2 separate regions of the Homo sapiens genome follow, and region 1 is linked to region 2. A link is a loop called in an ENCODE intact Hi-C map of the cell type or tissue named here. Cell type or tissue: heart left ventricle. All regions are shown on one strand. Each heading gives the region's core, and the rest is flanking DNA. Links, peaks and the distances in the headings are about the cores only.

Evidence for each region. Hi-C counts contacts between places; a loop is a spot of excess contacts. Peaks named below come from ENCODE experiments on the same cell type or tissue, not always from the same donor. Only the 100,000 strongest peaks of a DNase experiment are listed, where the experiment ranks them.
Region 1: a loop joins it to region 2, with 2.0 times the contacts of the local background. A loop is called at or near these places in 1 of 110 quality-filtered maps.

What each region holds. Positions count from the first base shown.
Region 1 is chr9:136,828,281-136,831,178 of GRCh38, reverse strand. It overlaps RABL6 (RAB, member RAS oncogene family like 6), which reads right to left. Exons shown (of 15, transcript NM_024718.5): 4 at 2,633-2,685; 5 at 1,695-1,786. MIR4292 (microRNA 4292) reads right to left here and starts at 222; the gene lies at 156-222. In heart left ventricle, for the core only: no CTCF peak of the experiment used is centred there; DNase peaks (open chromatin) are centred at 748 and 1,068.
Region 2 is chr9:137,016,004-137,018,900 of GRCh38, reverse strand. It overlaps ABCA2 (ATP binding cassette subfamily A member 2), which reads left to right. Exons shown (of 49, transcript NM_001606.5): 13 at 86-182; 14 at 550-723; 15 at 826-928; 16 at 1,000-1,114; 17 at 1,209-1,399; 18 at 1,555-1,705; 19 at 1,777-1,981; 20 at 2,163-2,327; 21 at 2,430-2,610; 22 at 2,727-2,897. Among named protein-coding and RNA genes, the nearest start is that of LINC02908, 10 kb to the left of the region's middle. In heart left ventricle, for the core only: no CTCF peak of the experiment used is centred there; no DNase peak of the experiment used is centred there.

The DNA.
Region 1 (2,898 bases), core at 107-2,606, 190 kb after region 2:
CCCAGCTGCGTGGTTTTCCAAATGGCTTGTGAAGAAATAACCAGCGCTTCAAGTGACAAAACTTCCCCACGACTGAAAGCCAACATAAGGGAGTAAAAAATGCAACATCCTGTTTCTAACTTCATTTTCTTTCATTTACACGCAGTCATTTAAACGGGCCCCTCACCAAGGCCGGCCCAGGGGCACCTCTGGCCTCCTAAGCAGGTGGCCTTCTGGTGTCTCCTGCCTCTCGTGGCTGTGAAGGGCCTGCGTGGTGCTTGAAGCCGCTGTCTGAGCCAGTGTTTTCCATCCTTCCTGCTGGGCACCAGGGGCTCCAGACAGAGCATTGCTACCATAGGCATCGCCTGCCCAGGCTGGTGCTGCCAACAGGGTCTCCGGGCCCACAGGTAAGCGCCTTTGCCGCGTCTTCTCAGGCTGGCTCAAGTCTCGCTGTCACTCCCGCCCACTCCTCGCACGGCAGCCCAGGCGGCTGCAGCTCCCTCCAGGCCGTTCCTGTGGCAGCAGTGGGAGGTGCCGTGGAGGCCACACTGTGTCCACACTCAACTTCGCTTGGGAAAAGCCACTTCCCACCCACCAGGCTGGCCTGCTGCCTAGACAGGAGAGGCCGGAGGGAGAGGAGCACCACTGCTCGCCCAGGTGAGGCCAGCGTGTGCGCCCGAGCTGAACTCGTGCCCTGGGGTGGGGCCGCCAGCCCCGTGTGTGGTTCTCCTGCCATCCGTGTGCCACACCCCCACCGAGGGCTCTCCTGAGGGTGCCTGCGGTCAGTCCTTGGTGGTGGTGCTGAAGGCTGGGAGGGCAGGCATGGTTCCCAGCATTGGCAAAGGTTGGCAGAGGCCCAGAGCATGGCTGGTCAGGTGCTTCAAGCCGCCCTCAGGCCTGGGCTGCTGATGCGTGCTGAGTGTGCGGCCCCGTGACAGGCGGTACGCTTAACCCTGGTGTGGGGGTCTTCCCAAGTAAGAGAAGCTGCTGACTAGGCCCCCAGGCCAGACCCACTGCTGGGAAGAGCAGATGCCTGGACGTGTCGGGCATGCTGCTCCTGGTGCTCCGGGCACTGGCTGTGGCTAGGAGGGGCCCTGCACCAGGACACTGGTCTTCACGCGGCCCTCGTTCTTCTAGGAGCCTTGTGCCAAGTGTGCGTCCGCAGCACCCCCCCGCTGGGGCTCCGGTGCGTCCTGGGGGACACTGCACTCCTGAGGAGCTGAGTGGATCCCATGCGACTCCACAGTGGACTCTGGGGGCTTGCGCCTGGTCCCCCAGAGATCGTCCTGTGTGCCACTGCCCTTAGCTGATTTCGCTGTCATCTTCTTGCTAGAATGAATCTTGGCTGTGGGTCCTCCTAGGTCATGAAGACGGAGGTCGCGGGGAGCCCCCAGCACAAGCAGCCACTTGCTTCCGCCAAGTCTCAGATGGGTTTTCAGGAAGAACAGTGGGGCTATGGAAGGTGCGTGCCTTGCCCCAGATGCCTTTTGCAGCCGGCCCACGCCATCCCGCCCCATAGGCACAGGCATAGTCGTTGCCCAGCCCGACATCCAGGCCAGTGCCCCTTGTGGCTGAGCTGCCACAGCTGCCCAGCAAGAGTCCCTCGGTCCTGCAGAACGATGCTGCTCTAACCATTATCTGCTGCACAAAGAGGGCGCCCAAGGGGCTAGGGGGGTGAGAGTCACAGGCAGCTGCCCCCGCCAGCTCCCTCTTACCACTGCTTGGTAATGTCGAACATCATGACCACCCCGTTGCAGTTCTTGTACACGTCCAGGAACTCAGCATCCAGGGCCATTTCAGACTCCGCCTGGGGACAGGAGGGAACAGGTGTGAGACTGGCCCAGGCTGGGCCCCACCCGTGTGGCCCACAGTTTTAGAAAAGGCTGGATAGTCTTCTAATCTGAAAAGATAACAGCCATTTCCATTTGGAAACGATATGCTGAAGAGATGGGATAGCTAAACATAGGTTTGCCCCAAAGGGTCTGACGGTCAACACCAGCCTCGCTGATGGCTCCCTGAACAAGCCTCCTACCCAGGACCTCCCACTGATCACAGCAGTGTCCGCCCCAGGCCTCACGGATAACCAAACCACCACTCGAAAATAGAAGTGGGTGCTGGACTACCAGCTGCCCTCAGCTAGATGTGCGTTCCGGAAGGTTCCAGTGCCCACAAACAGGGTTAGCTGCAGTGCTGTGGGCAGAGTCACTCCACCCCATGCTCTAAAGGGAGTGGGAGGCACCGCACGGAGAGTGCGAGGCCCTGGGTGTGTCGGGCTCAGGTTGGGTTGGCCCCAGGTGGCTCCGGTGAGCGAAACTCACGCCCATGGCGCTGCGAGATGTGTCCTGTGCTTTGAAGGGCCGAGCCCACCGAGACTGGGATAAAAGTTTGGCGAGTTCACTTAAATACCTCTCAGGTCACTCAAATGCAAATAGGGGTCAGTCCAACGTGATGTCTGTCGAGTGCAGGTGAGCCGGCCACCCCCAGATACAGCCATGGCAGTGTGGGGTTTTCAGAGCAGTTGGGAAGGCCAGCGGCCCCCGTGGCCACAGCATAACTGGGGTGGTTGGGGTCAAAAGCGTGTGAAGCGCTGGGCACCGGCTCACGCACCCCGGGGCCCTGAGCCACTGCTACCCACTGTGTACCTGGCACTCACCTCCTGGGGGTCGTTCTCCATCTTTAAGCCGTCGCCTCGCTTTTTGCATTTTCCTTATTTAAAAACAAACAAAAATTACGAGGTGGAACCCCTGGGCCTTGGGCCATAGGAGGAGCATGGTCCCCCCATGGCCACTCAGCCCCCAGCTCCAGCGGGTGCTCTACTCCACCACCCCAAACAGCCTGCAGCGTGGGCACCCACAAGCTCTGGAGCAGCAGGACCTGGGCGAGGCCCCTCTGTAGGCTCTGGAGGCAGGGCTGGGCCGG
Region 2 (2,897 bases), core at 398-2,897:
GAGCGGTGGGGCCTCCGAGCCAACCCACGACACCCCCTGCCTCGCACATGCCCACGGCGGGCTCCAGCGATGCCCCTCCCGCTAGGTGAGCGTGGACATCTTCAAGGGCTTCCCCGACGAGGAGAGCATTGTCAACTACACCCTCAACCAGGCCTACCAGGACAACGTCACTGTTTTTGCCAGTGAGCTGCCCTCCCCGCCCCGCCCCAGCCCCCCACAGACCTCTTCCTCCCCAGCCCAGCCCCACCCGTCCCCCTGTGCCCTCCCACTCCTTGGCCGCGCCCTGGCCTTCCCCCCTCACCCGCCACTTCCCCTCCCCACCCCTGCCCCTTCCAAACGGCCCCAACCCACAACCCGCCCCCTCCCTGCACCTCCCCACTTCTGCCCACCTTTCCCCTGGGGCCCCCACCCCAGCCCTGTCCCACCTTTCCCTGGACCCTCCTGTCCCCGCCCCCACACCTTGGCCCCGCCCCCGTGCCTTGCTTTCCCCCCCACCACGCCTTGGTCCCGCCCCTGCATCTTGGCCCCGCCCCAACCTCCCGGCCCCAGGTGTGATCTTCCAGACCCGGAAGGACGGCTCGCTCCCGCCTCACGTGCACTACAAGATCCGCCAGAACTCCAGCTTCACCGAGAAAACCAACGAGATCCGCCGCGCCTACTGGCGGCCTGGGCCCAATACTGGCGGCCGCTTCTACTTCCTCTACGGCTTCGTCTGGATCCAGGGTGAGGAGCAGGCCCGGAAGACCGGCTGGAGGATTCATGGGGGAGGACAGGTGTGAGGACGAGAGGGCCTGCCCGGCACCTGATGGCTGCCCCCACCCACAGACATGATGGAGCGCGCCATCATCGACACTTTTGTGGGGCACGATGTGGTGGAGCCAGGCAGCTACGTGCAGATGTTCCCCTACCCCTGCTACACACGCGATGAGTGAGTGCTGGGCGCCCGGGGCTGGGGCTGGGGCTGGGGCTGAGTGGCGCCTGAGCGCGGCCTCCCCGCAGCTTCCTGTTTGTCATTGAGCACATGATGCCGCTGTGCATGGTGATCTCCTGGGTCTACTCCGTGGCCATGACCATCCAGCACATCGTGGCGGAGAAGGAGCACCGGCTCAAGGAGGTGCGCGGGCCGGGACTCTCCCTGGAGGCGCGGGCTGGCAGGGAGGGGCGGCGTCCTCCCCGGGGCCTGCCCCAAGCCCCTGGCCCACCCGCAGGTGATGAAGACCATGGGCCTGAACAACGCGGTGCACTGGGTGGCCTGGTTCATCACCGGCTTTGTGCAGCTGTCCATCTCCGTGACAGCACTCACCGCCATCCTGAAGTACGGCCAGGTGCTTATGCACAGCCACGTGGTCATCATCTGGCTCTTCCTGGCAGTCTACGCGGTGGCCACCATCATGTTCTGGTGAGCGCGGGCCATGGTAGGAGGGACCTGGGGCAGGCACTTGCCCAGCAAGCTCACCCCACATCCTCTCAGAGCCCCCTGGACCCTGGCACGGGCCTGCCCAGGAGGCCGGGCGTGCGGGTGGATGACGGTGCGCGTGGCCCCTGCCCACCCAGCTTCCTGGTGTCTGTGCTGTACTCCAAGGCCAAGCTGGCCTCGGCCTGCGGTGGCATCATCTACTTCCTGAGCTACGTGCCCTACATGTACGTGGCGATCCGAGAGGAGGTGGCGCATGATAAGATCACGGCCTTCGAGAAGTGCATCGCGGTGAGGGTCGCGGGCAGGCGGGCGGCTGGGGTGCCGGGCCACCCCACGTGCTGACACCACTGCCTTCTCAGTCCCTCATGTCCACGACGGCCTTTGGTCTGGGCTCTAAGTACTTCGCGCTGTATGAGGTGGCCGGCGTGGGCATCCAGTGGCACACCTTCAGCCAGTCCCCGGTGGAGGGGGACGACTTCAACTTGCTCCTGGCTGTCACCATGCTGATGGTGGACGCCGTGGTCTATGGCATCCTCACGTGGTACATTGAGGCTGTGCACCCAGGTACTGGCCAGCCCTTGGAGGGCAGGGGAGAGGCAGGGGTCCCCAGCCAGGGTTGGGGACCAGCAGTCTGTGTCCACTCCTGGATGCAGCACGGGTGGCTCCCTGGGTGGGCACGTGGCCCACGTGGTGGATGGTCACCCCAGGCCCTAGGTCAGCCTCCCCTCCCCTCCCCGACCCCCAGGCATGTACGGGCTGCCCCGGCCCTGGTACTTCCCACTGCAGAAGTCCTACTGGCTGGGCAGTGGGCGGACAGAAGCCTGGGAGTGGAGCTGGCCGTGGGCACGCACCCCCCGCCTCAGTGTCATGGAGGAGGACCAGGCCTGTGCCATGGAGAGCCGGCGCTTTGGTGAGGCTGGCATCAGAATGGTGGCTGGGGTGGGCGCTGGGTTCAGAGTCCTGGGTGGCCTTGGCGCCGCCCCCACCCTGCTGATCCACAGCCCTGGTGCAGAGGAGACCCGTGGCATGGAGGAGGAGCCCACCCACCTGCCTCTGGTTGTCTGCGTGGACAAACTCACCAAGGTCTACAAGGACGACAAGAAGCTGGCCCTGAACAAGCTGAGCCTGAACCTCTACGAGAACCAGGTGGTCTCCTTCTTGGGCCACAACGGGGCGGGCAAGACCACCACCATGTGAGTGTCGGAGGGGCAGGGCGGTGGGCATCTGCTGACCAGAGCAGGAGTCCTAGTCAGGGCAGGGTGGGGCCCCTGCAGAGGGCGTGGGGTCATGACCCCGCCCACCTACCCAGGTCCATCCTGACCGGCCTGTTCCCTCCAACGTCGGGTTCCGCCACCATCTACGGGCACGACATCCGCACGGAGATGGATGAGATCCGCAAGAACCTGGGCATGTGCCCGCAGCACAATGTGCTCTTTGACCGGCTCACGGTGGAGGAACACCTCTGGTTCTACTCACGGCT